3 separate regions of the Homo sapiens genome follow, and all the other regions are linked to region 2. The links are chromatin contacts, found by Hi-C or POLR2A ChIA-PET in ENCODE. All regions are on one chromosome and are shown on one strand. Each heading gives the region's core, a stretch centred on a gene start or an enhancer-like site at or near the end of the contact. The rest is flanking DNA. Distances are from core to core; before and after follow the strand shown.

The links. A loop is a pair of places that touch in the nucleus more often than their neighbours do. ChIA-PET counts read pairs that join two places held with the same protein, here RNA polymerase II (POLR2A). Pooled maps may share reads with other maps.
Region 1: a loop to region 2 is called in a map of endothelial cell of umbilical vein, with 3 times the contacts of the local background. The contact joins the enhancer-like site here to the promoter of LINC01800 in region 2. A Hi-C loop is called at or near these places in 1 of 168 maps with a recorded cell type or tissue (endothelial cell of umbilical vein), 7 of 37 single-sample maps with no recorded cell type and 9 of 50 pooled maps. POLR2A ChIA-PET finds 5 or more read pairs at or near these places in 3 of 52 experiments (CD4-positive, alpha-beta T cell, GM10248 and activated B cell).
Region 3: a loop to region 2 is called in a map of right lobe of liver, with 2.7 times the contacts of the local background. The contact joins the enhancer-like site here to the promoter of LINC01800 in region 2. A Hi-C loop is called at or near these places in 6 of 168 maps with a recorded cell type or tissue (CD4-positive, alpha-beta memory T cell, GM18951, IMR-90 and 3 more), 2 of 37 single-sample maps with no recorded cell type and 4 of 50 pooled maps. POLR2A ChIA-PET finds 5 or more read pairs at or near these places in 10 of 52 experiments (A673, AG04450, CD8-positive, alpha-beta memory T cell and 7 more).

The regions. Positions count from the first base shown.
Region 1 is chr2:64,697,566-64,700,265 of GRCh38, forward strand. No RefSeq gene overlaps it. Among named protein-coding and RNA genes, the nearest start is that of SERTAD2, 45 kb to the left of the region's middle. RefSeq lists enhancers at 1,325-1,394, 2,472-2,531. Within about 2 kb of position 1,311, at least 3 of the 41 ENCODE cell types and tissues checked have a DNase peak (open chromatin) inside an H3K27ac peak, as active enhancers do.
Region 2 is chr2:64,862,256-64,864,955 of GRCh38, forward strand. LINC01800 (long intergenic non-protein coding RNA 1800) reads right to left here and starts at 1,376. Exons shown (of 5, transcript NR_110224.1): 1 at 1,159-1,376.
Region 3 is chr2:64,626,288-64,628,987 of GRCh38, forward strand. No RefSeq gene overlaps it. Among named protein-coding and RNA genes, the nearest start is that of SERTAD2-AS1, 9.3 kb to the right of the region's middle. RefSeq lists an enhancer at 1-62. Within about 2 kb of position 1,264, at least 5 of the 41 ENCODE cell types and tissues checked have a DNase peak (open chromatin) inside an H3K27ac peak, as active enhancers do; they include OCI-LY7, where a contact is called at or near this core.

The sequences.
Region 1 (2,700 bases), core at 61-2,560, 160 kb before region 2:
GGCAAAGTGTGTGTATTTAGGATACTGAGACTTTTTTTGATGAGGTTATAACATAAAATGTACTTGAGGAGAGAGGGAGAGGATGAAGCAGAAGTCAGTTGGGGTCATTTCTGGCACAGCCTTCATACGAGTGTAAATTCTATCCTGAATACTTTCCAAACCTTTTCACATCAGGGCATACAAAAATAAAACATTTGTACAGCATACTGCAGGAAATGAACCCACCTGTTTGCTGCTGGAGCCCACAGGTGACCAGCGCAGCCAGGATCTATTGCCCGCTCTCCCCTAAGGGCCGAGGGGATTGGATATGGGGTGTGAAATAGAGAGCTGGGATTCCAGTTTAGATGATTAAGGGATGGAGAGAGATGCCGTGACAGGAAATAGAGAATTTAGAAGGGTAAGCTGGGAAAACAGAACAAGTTTAATTCAGGATATGCTGTCAGGGGCCTGCAAGACAATTAGGAGAGAACTTTGTAATACCTTACCAGAGATCAGGAGAAAAATCCTACCATTATCTGACTCATCAACCCACACTTTCCAAAATCCTTGCTTTCTTACCTTAATTAATTATTACCCCAGTGTTGTGTTCAAGCCATATGTCCAATGTCTTTTGGATCCATGAAAAAGAAGATTGAATATTTTTTGGGAAATGTGTTTATAAATATGGGGAGAAAGTAGAAGGATTAGAAGGAGAGGGGGTGAAAATGACTTGCATTTTTAGAAAAGGTGACAAGTGCGGCTTTTGATATATCTTTATAAGAGCACAGCCTACAAAATGGTTCTAAAAAGTTAAGGGGAATAGTTTGTAGCCAAACAATTAAATTCACTGGGTATTAGGGAAGGTACAATGCAATTGTGCAACACTGGAATTTGACCAGGTCATTAGGGTCAAGTAGTTAAATGTAGAAGGTACTTCTGATTACCTAGAATATGAAAACGTCTGTTTTCCTATGCATTAAAGGAAAACTTCTAAATCACACTGTCTTTCATTTCTCTTGTCCCTTAATTCTGAATGTAACCAATGATACTTAAGTGGTACAACTGGAGGGGAGAAAAGATAATACTCCCAAAATACAGATGAGAAAATGTTTTAATTAGTGATTTTGAAGTAGTTAATGTGTGTTAACAACTGTGGTTCTATAAAAAGAAACCATGCGGAGAATATACCAACATTTAGTTTATGTTTTCACAAGTATATGCTGACTGTCTCATTATTAAGTACACAGAGCTCAAAAAAAACCAGTGCTACAGAGAGTGTACACTAACTGTTAAACATTGTAGAAGAGGTTGAGAGATACTGGCTAATGACTACCATAAAAGGAGTAGATGACTAAGAACAGAGAGGATGTGTGACTAAAAAGTCCCTCTATGGTTCTTTGAAAATTCCCTGAATAACTAGGCATGCCAAATGTGGTCTGTCATAAAATTATTTGATGCTAAACTCTGTAGTTAGACGACAAATATACGCTGTGTCCAAAGGAGAAAGTCTTTGTATAGACCATTTAATTGCAAAGTGCCAAGACAAATCAAGACCATTAATAAGTGAAAGTGTTAATCAAATTAAAGTGTGACCCAGAGTTCAAACACTCCTGGGCTAGATTGGGCTCACTCTACAGACTCATTCAATTTTTAGGGGGCATGACCACTGTGCAGCGGCCAGGCACTTTGGGCCACCACTGCTCCTTTCTACTCCTGAAAATGTACAGGAAGTATTGCTTCTCACAGATCCTTGAACACTGTAGAGTAATACTAGCTGGCACATCACAGCCTATCTCTAGTAAATCAACCTTTTCACCCCAAAGGCTTACTTACCACAGCTATACCAAAACTGCAGATATTAAAAAAAAAATCCCAGTACACATTTGGAAATGTATCATAATTCCCCTACACATACAACCGTCTCTGAATATGCTAATTGGAACAACCGATTTTCTTTAAAAATGTTACTTTTCCCTCAAGTAATAACTCCAAATTATTATAATAATGGTAATAGTTACTACTGTTACGTAAAAACATCATTTGATCCTTAAACTCATGAGGTAGGTTTCAGATGGGGAGACATATGCAAGGTCATATCCTTTAAGATCAGACTGGAAGCCAGGCACAGTGGTGTGCCCCTGAAATTCCAACTGCTCAGGAGGCTGAAGTACCAGGATCGCTTGAGCCCAGAGAGGCAACACAGTAAGATCCTGACAAGGTCTCGCTCTGGGTCCCCACACAAATCTCATCTTGAATTGTAATCCAAATTGTAATCCCCATGCACTGGGGGAGGGACCTCGTAGGAGGTGACTAGATGATGGAGGCAGTCCCCCCATGCTGTTCTCATGATAGCGAAGTGAGTCCTCACAAGATCTGATGGTTTTATAAGGGGTTTTTCCCACTTTGCTCGCACTTCTCCTTGCTGCCACCATGTGAAGAAGGACGAGTTTGCATCCCGTCCGCCATAATTGTAAGTTTCCTGAGGCCTCCTCAGCCATGCTGAACTGTGAGTCAATTAAGCCTCTTTCCTTTATAAATTACCCAGTCTCAGGTATGTCTTTATCAGCAGCGTTGAGAATGGACTAATACAGATCTCATCTCATATCAAAAAAACAAACAAACATCAGATTGAAACCCAAGTTTGTCTAACTTCAAAACCCATGTTTGTTTCACTACACTACATTGTTTCTTGATACTCTTCTGTTTGCTAAAATACATATT
Region 2 (2,700 bases), core at 126-2,625:
ATGCCAATGACTGACATCTTAAGGTCACATTGGTGGCCAGTTCACCATCCTCTATTCATCTGGCCTGTCAGTGGCACTGAATGCGTTTGACCACTCTCTCTGTGGAAGACTGAATTATGGGTCCTATTTCTTGTCCTGCCTCACTCTATCCCTATCCCCTTCAATCCGACTCTGCAGTCCCTCCCGCTAGATGTAGACTATACTGTACTTTCTTGCCCCTTGACTTTGGGCGTGGCTGCATGACCCCTTTTGGCCAATGGAATGTAGGAGGAGGTGACATGGTGCCAGTTCCAAATCTAGGTCTTTAGAGGCATTTTATGTTTCCACCTGCTTTTTTGTGCCTATTATCACCATGGGAGAAAAATGTGCCCTAGCTGGCCTGCAGGTACAAAAAGAGTGAGGGACATGTATGCAGAGCAGGCTCAGCCCAACGGTGGCTTAGAGCTGCCCAGCCAACATCAGCCTCATCTAGCCAACCTCCAGCTGACTCACAGCTTTGTGAATCAAATAAATATTTACTGTTATGCCATTGAGATTTTTGTGGTTGTTTGTTACCTAGCAATAGCAGACTGATACATCCTCTTTCTCAAAATACTTCCTTTGCTGAGTTCCTTGTAATCACCATCTTCTGGTTTTCCTCCAGTGTCATGGGCTGTCTTCCTCAGTCTGCTCTGCTGGGTTTTCCCCTACCAGATCTCTAAAGGTTGGAGTGGCATCAGTCTCAGCCATCTGCTACCTTCTTTCTTGACTCTCTCCCTAAGTGGAATTATTCTGGCCTACTGCTTTGAAGACTACCTACATGCTGGTTCTCAAATTTAAATCTGAACTCCAGACTCAAAGCTGTCTACACATATTTACCTGATGTCTGATAGGTCTTGGCATGGCCCAAACACAATTATGGATCCACCTCCTACCCCCAACATAGGACTACCCAGTTAGTCCTGGGTCAGATCATCAGTAAGCCTTATCTATTCCCACCTCCAAAACTGACCCAGAAACCAGTATCACATCTCACCATCTCCATAGCCACAACTGTGGTTTTTAAAATCTCCTCCTGCCAGGACTTTTGCAATAGTATCTTAACTGTTTTCTTCACTCCCCACCTTCTAACCCTCCAAAGGCTTCCCACTGCAACAAAATAAAACCCACACTTCTTACCTTGATCCATGAGGACTCAGCTACCTATGTTCCCAAGGCCCCTCTATTCTTCTTGCTCACATTGCTCCAACCACGTTGGCCTTCACGGTGTTTCTTAAGCATAAGGAGCACATTTCTGCCTCAGGGCTTTTGTTTTTACTTGCCTTTCTGCTTGCAGCACTCTTCCCCAGATCACCACATGGCTGCCTCCTTCCCACCCAGAAGGTCTCGAATGCCACCTCCTCAAAGAGACCTTCCCTGGCTAAATAAAACAGCACCCATCAACCTACCACACACACGGATGCACCCACATGCACACACACACACCCCTCTACCACAATACTCTAGTTTAGCTTCCTTTTTTTGTTATTTTTAATTTTCTTTTGCAGAGGCAAAAGAAGACACTTGCTGCCCAGGCTGGTTTTGAGCTCCTGGCCTCAAGTGATCCTCTTGCCTTGGCCTCCCAAAGTCCTGGGATTATAGGCGTGAGCCATGAGTCTACTCTGTTTCTCCCATTAAAATATAAAATCCTTAAGAACAGGTATTTGTCTCAGTCTCTGATGTATTACCAGGGCCTAGAACATGTCTTGTACATAGTGGACTTTCAATAAATGCTTGTTGATTGACTGACTGATGCTAGAACTGAATAGAGAAGGGATACAATTGGCTAGATTGTGAACATGGGAATGAATGTCCCAGGAAGGCAACTGCAGAAAGGCTGGAGAATTCAAGATACAGTATATCCAAGGGGTTATGAGGGGCCAGGCTGGCTACAGGAGAGAATTCATGGGGAATGAGGGAAGAAACTTCTGCATGGTGGAAAGACTTAAATGCCATCACTCCCAGTCATTGGAGATCGTGGGTGCCCCTGAGGGTTACAGATCAAGGACGTGATATGTTGAAAGCACAGGTTTTAGGATGATTAGTAGGGTTGAAAGGTATGCATTTCTGAGTGTCCTTAACTATGTGTCTTCCCTTGGGATCCCAGAATTTTAGAAGACAAAGACATCTAGAAGAATCTGAGAGCCCAGGGGAGCCAGAGAGATTGGTCCCCTTGGATTCCAGATGCAAGAAGAAGCCATTACCCAACCTTTCAGGGACCGATACTGAGTTCCCGGTTCAGGAAGTTCTCCCTGTGTAATTAAGGATTTGCCAAGCGCACAGCCGGCATTCATACACACGTGTTAACGAGCTGGTGCCCCAGTGTCCCTGGGCTCCCTTATACCCTCCCCCGACACACACACACACACACACACACACACACACACACACACACACACACACACAGTTGCTTTCATGTACCCAGTGGCTGAACACAAGCTTCCCCATACCCCCACCCCACGGATGCATCTCTAACCCAGCTACTTGCCTTCCCAGCCCCCTCCACCCAATTCTATTGTCAGGGCTGAACAAAAGGCCCAAGGCATCCTGGGTTAAAGGATTTTTAACTCTGCCAATCCCAGGAGGCTCCAACATGAAGCAGCTTCCTGCTGGAGAAAAGTGACTGAGACATCTCCCCAGGCGACAGGGGAATTTTTTTTTTTTTTAATCTGGTCTGAAAAA
Region 3 (2,700 bases), core at 14-2,513, 240 kb before region 2:
CTGTAGCTGCATCACTTCTTCCCCTCCACTATGGCTGAGTGTGTGTGTGTTTGGGGCAGCGGGAGGAGAGGTGGTATCAGGGACAGAAAGGACAGAATCAAAGCTCAGAATGGTTTCAGTTCCCACCCTGCCCCTGTTACAAAGCCCCAACAGAATATGTGGCTTCTGGCTCCATGGCTCACTTATAGACCTTGATTTTTTCGTAAATTTCTGGCTGTTTTTTCTAAGCCCGAAAGCCGCCACCTGAGGGTGATAAAGGGAGGGGCCTGGGTCTGGGACCTGCTCTTCTGTCTGTGCCACTTCTGTACTCAGTGGCCCATGCCCTCTGCTCCTCAGTGTCCCCACGTCTGCAGAGCCTCCCTCCCCTGCCACCTCCTCCAGAACTGCCATGAGAATCAAAGAAAGCAAATGGGCCAGGCACGGTGGCTCAAGCCTGTAATCCTAGCACTTTGGGAGGCTGAGTTGGGCGGATCACGAGGTCAAGAGTTCAAGACCAGCCTGGCCAACATGGTAAAACCCCGTCTCTACTAAAAATACAAAAATTAGCTGGGCATGGTGGTACATGCCTGTAATCTCAGCTACTCAGGAGGCTGAGGCAGGAGAATTGCTTGAACCAGGACCCGGGAGGCGGAGGTTGCAGTGAACCAAGATCACACCACTGCACTCCAGCCTGGGTTACAGAGCGAGACTTCGTCTCAAAAAAAAAAAAAGCAAATGTGTGTGAGGCGCTCAGACGCCATGAAGCTACCCACAAACGTCAGGCCCCTCAGCTCCACGGGAGCCTCTCCAGGCCCAGGGAGTGCATTCCACTCAGAGCATGGGCTGGACTGACAGGAGCAGCCTCTTTCAAACGCACTTGGCCACCTGGCACTACTTGCAGGCCATCAGCTGGGAAGTAAGTGACCATAAATCTTTTTCTAGAGGAGGCCTGACTCCCTACATTGACCCACGAAAACACGGCCACACACTTCCACCCATCATCACGTCCCGAGAAGACAAATGAAAAAGAAGTCTGTGAGGCCCTAAGGAAGGAGGGGACAGACCCCGCACAAGCGATGTGTTTGTCCCTGACTCCTCCTGGGCACGCAGGCCAGCGCCCCAGGGAAGCCGGTGTCAGGGACATTTCCCCAGCTCACCCCACCCTCCCCCTTCCGCCTCCAGCCTCTCTCCAGGAGGGTGCTGTGCTCTGCAGCCATTTCTTGTCACTGCTGAACAATAGGCCTTGCTAGCAGCTGGCAGCTTAGCTGCCCTGCCTGAGAGGGGAGGGAGGGAGGGAGGCCGCCTGGCGGGCTGTGGGGCTGGGGCAGCCAGCCTGCTGTGGTGGGGTTTCCCAGTTCCAGTTCCAAGGACAATGCGGGCATGTGTGTCTCCAGGATCATGTACACGGCCGCACTATCCAGAAGCCTCGAAGGCTGGCACCATAGAACAGCGCTCGCCTCCCACCCGAGAGCTTTTGTAAAATCCTCGAGGCCTGGATGGCATGTCCAGGGATGCTGGCGGAGACCTCCATGCTTCCAATGTGCTGTAGGGAGAAGCATAGTCCAGAGCTTGCAGAAGGCATGTATGTCTTGCTTCTGTCTTTTGCTCCTGAGTCCCAGAGAGGGGAAGTGACTGGCCCAAGGTCACACAGAGCCAGGACAAGAGAACTGACGGGGCATTCAGCCCTGGAGAGCTATCCTAACTCCTGGTCTACTGCTGGCCCCAGTAGGAGATCTTCCTCCTCTTGTTCCTCAGGGCAATGCTGTGCACGTGCCAGGAGAAATCCACACCCCATGAAGAAGAGAGGTCCAAGGTTCAGGGAAGTTATAGAGGTAACGATCGGATTCGAACACCTTGCTCAGCTTCGAGGCTGAAGACAAGACATGTGCTGGAAGGTGTTCTAAGAGTCAGAGAGGCCCAATCCCAGCTCTACCCACTTGCCAGCTGTGTGACCTTTGGCAAGCTGCTTAACCTCTCTGAGCCGGCTGCCACTTCTGTAAAGTGGGGGTAGTAAGATAAAGCTCAAAGTGCTGGAAAGAGTTCATGAGCTCACACACACCAGTATATAGCAGTGTCTGGCACATGTGAGTGCTCAGTAAGTGGTAACCCTGGAAACTATTACTCCTGATTCAGTCAAATATTCCTCTCCAAGGGGAACAAAAGGGCATTAAAACGAAGATGGAAGAGGCAATAGAGATTCTGGGACCACATATTGCCATGCAAGCACAGAGCACAGTGTTCTCTGTAAGTGGCCGACCACCACAACATGCAAGGTATTAGGAAATCTTGGTTCTGCCCAGCAAACATGCCTCCAGCATTAAGATACCCCAGTTGTGCTTTGAGGCTTAACCTAAAACACCGCGCTGAGAGTGGAGAGCTGGATTTTAGCCTTGTCTGCCATCATGTTAGCTGTACTGACATTTGTGGACTTTCCAGTGCCCTAGAAATGCTCGAGCGTGCTTCACATTGACTCATTTGATCCCCACCATGCCCTGAGACAAGCTCAATTATTTCCCCCGTTTTATAGCTAAGAAAGCTGAGGCACAGAGAGGCTCAGGAACTTGCCCAAGATTGTAGGTGCCAGGATTCAAGCTTGGGAGATCTGGTAGCAGAGCCAAACTGAACTCTGATGCTATAAACTATTTTGCCCCAGACAATAATCCTTTTCCCTCTCTGGGCCTCAGTTTGCACATCTGTCAAAAAGGCCCCTTTGGTGGGAAG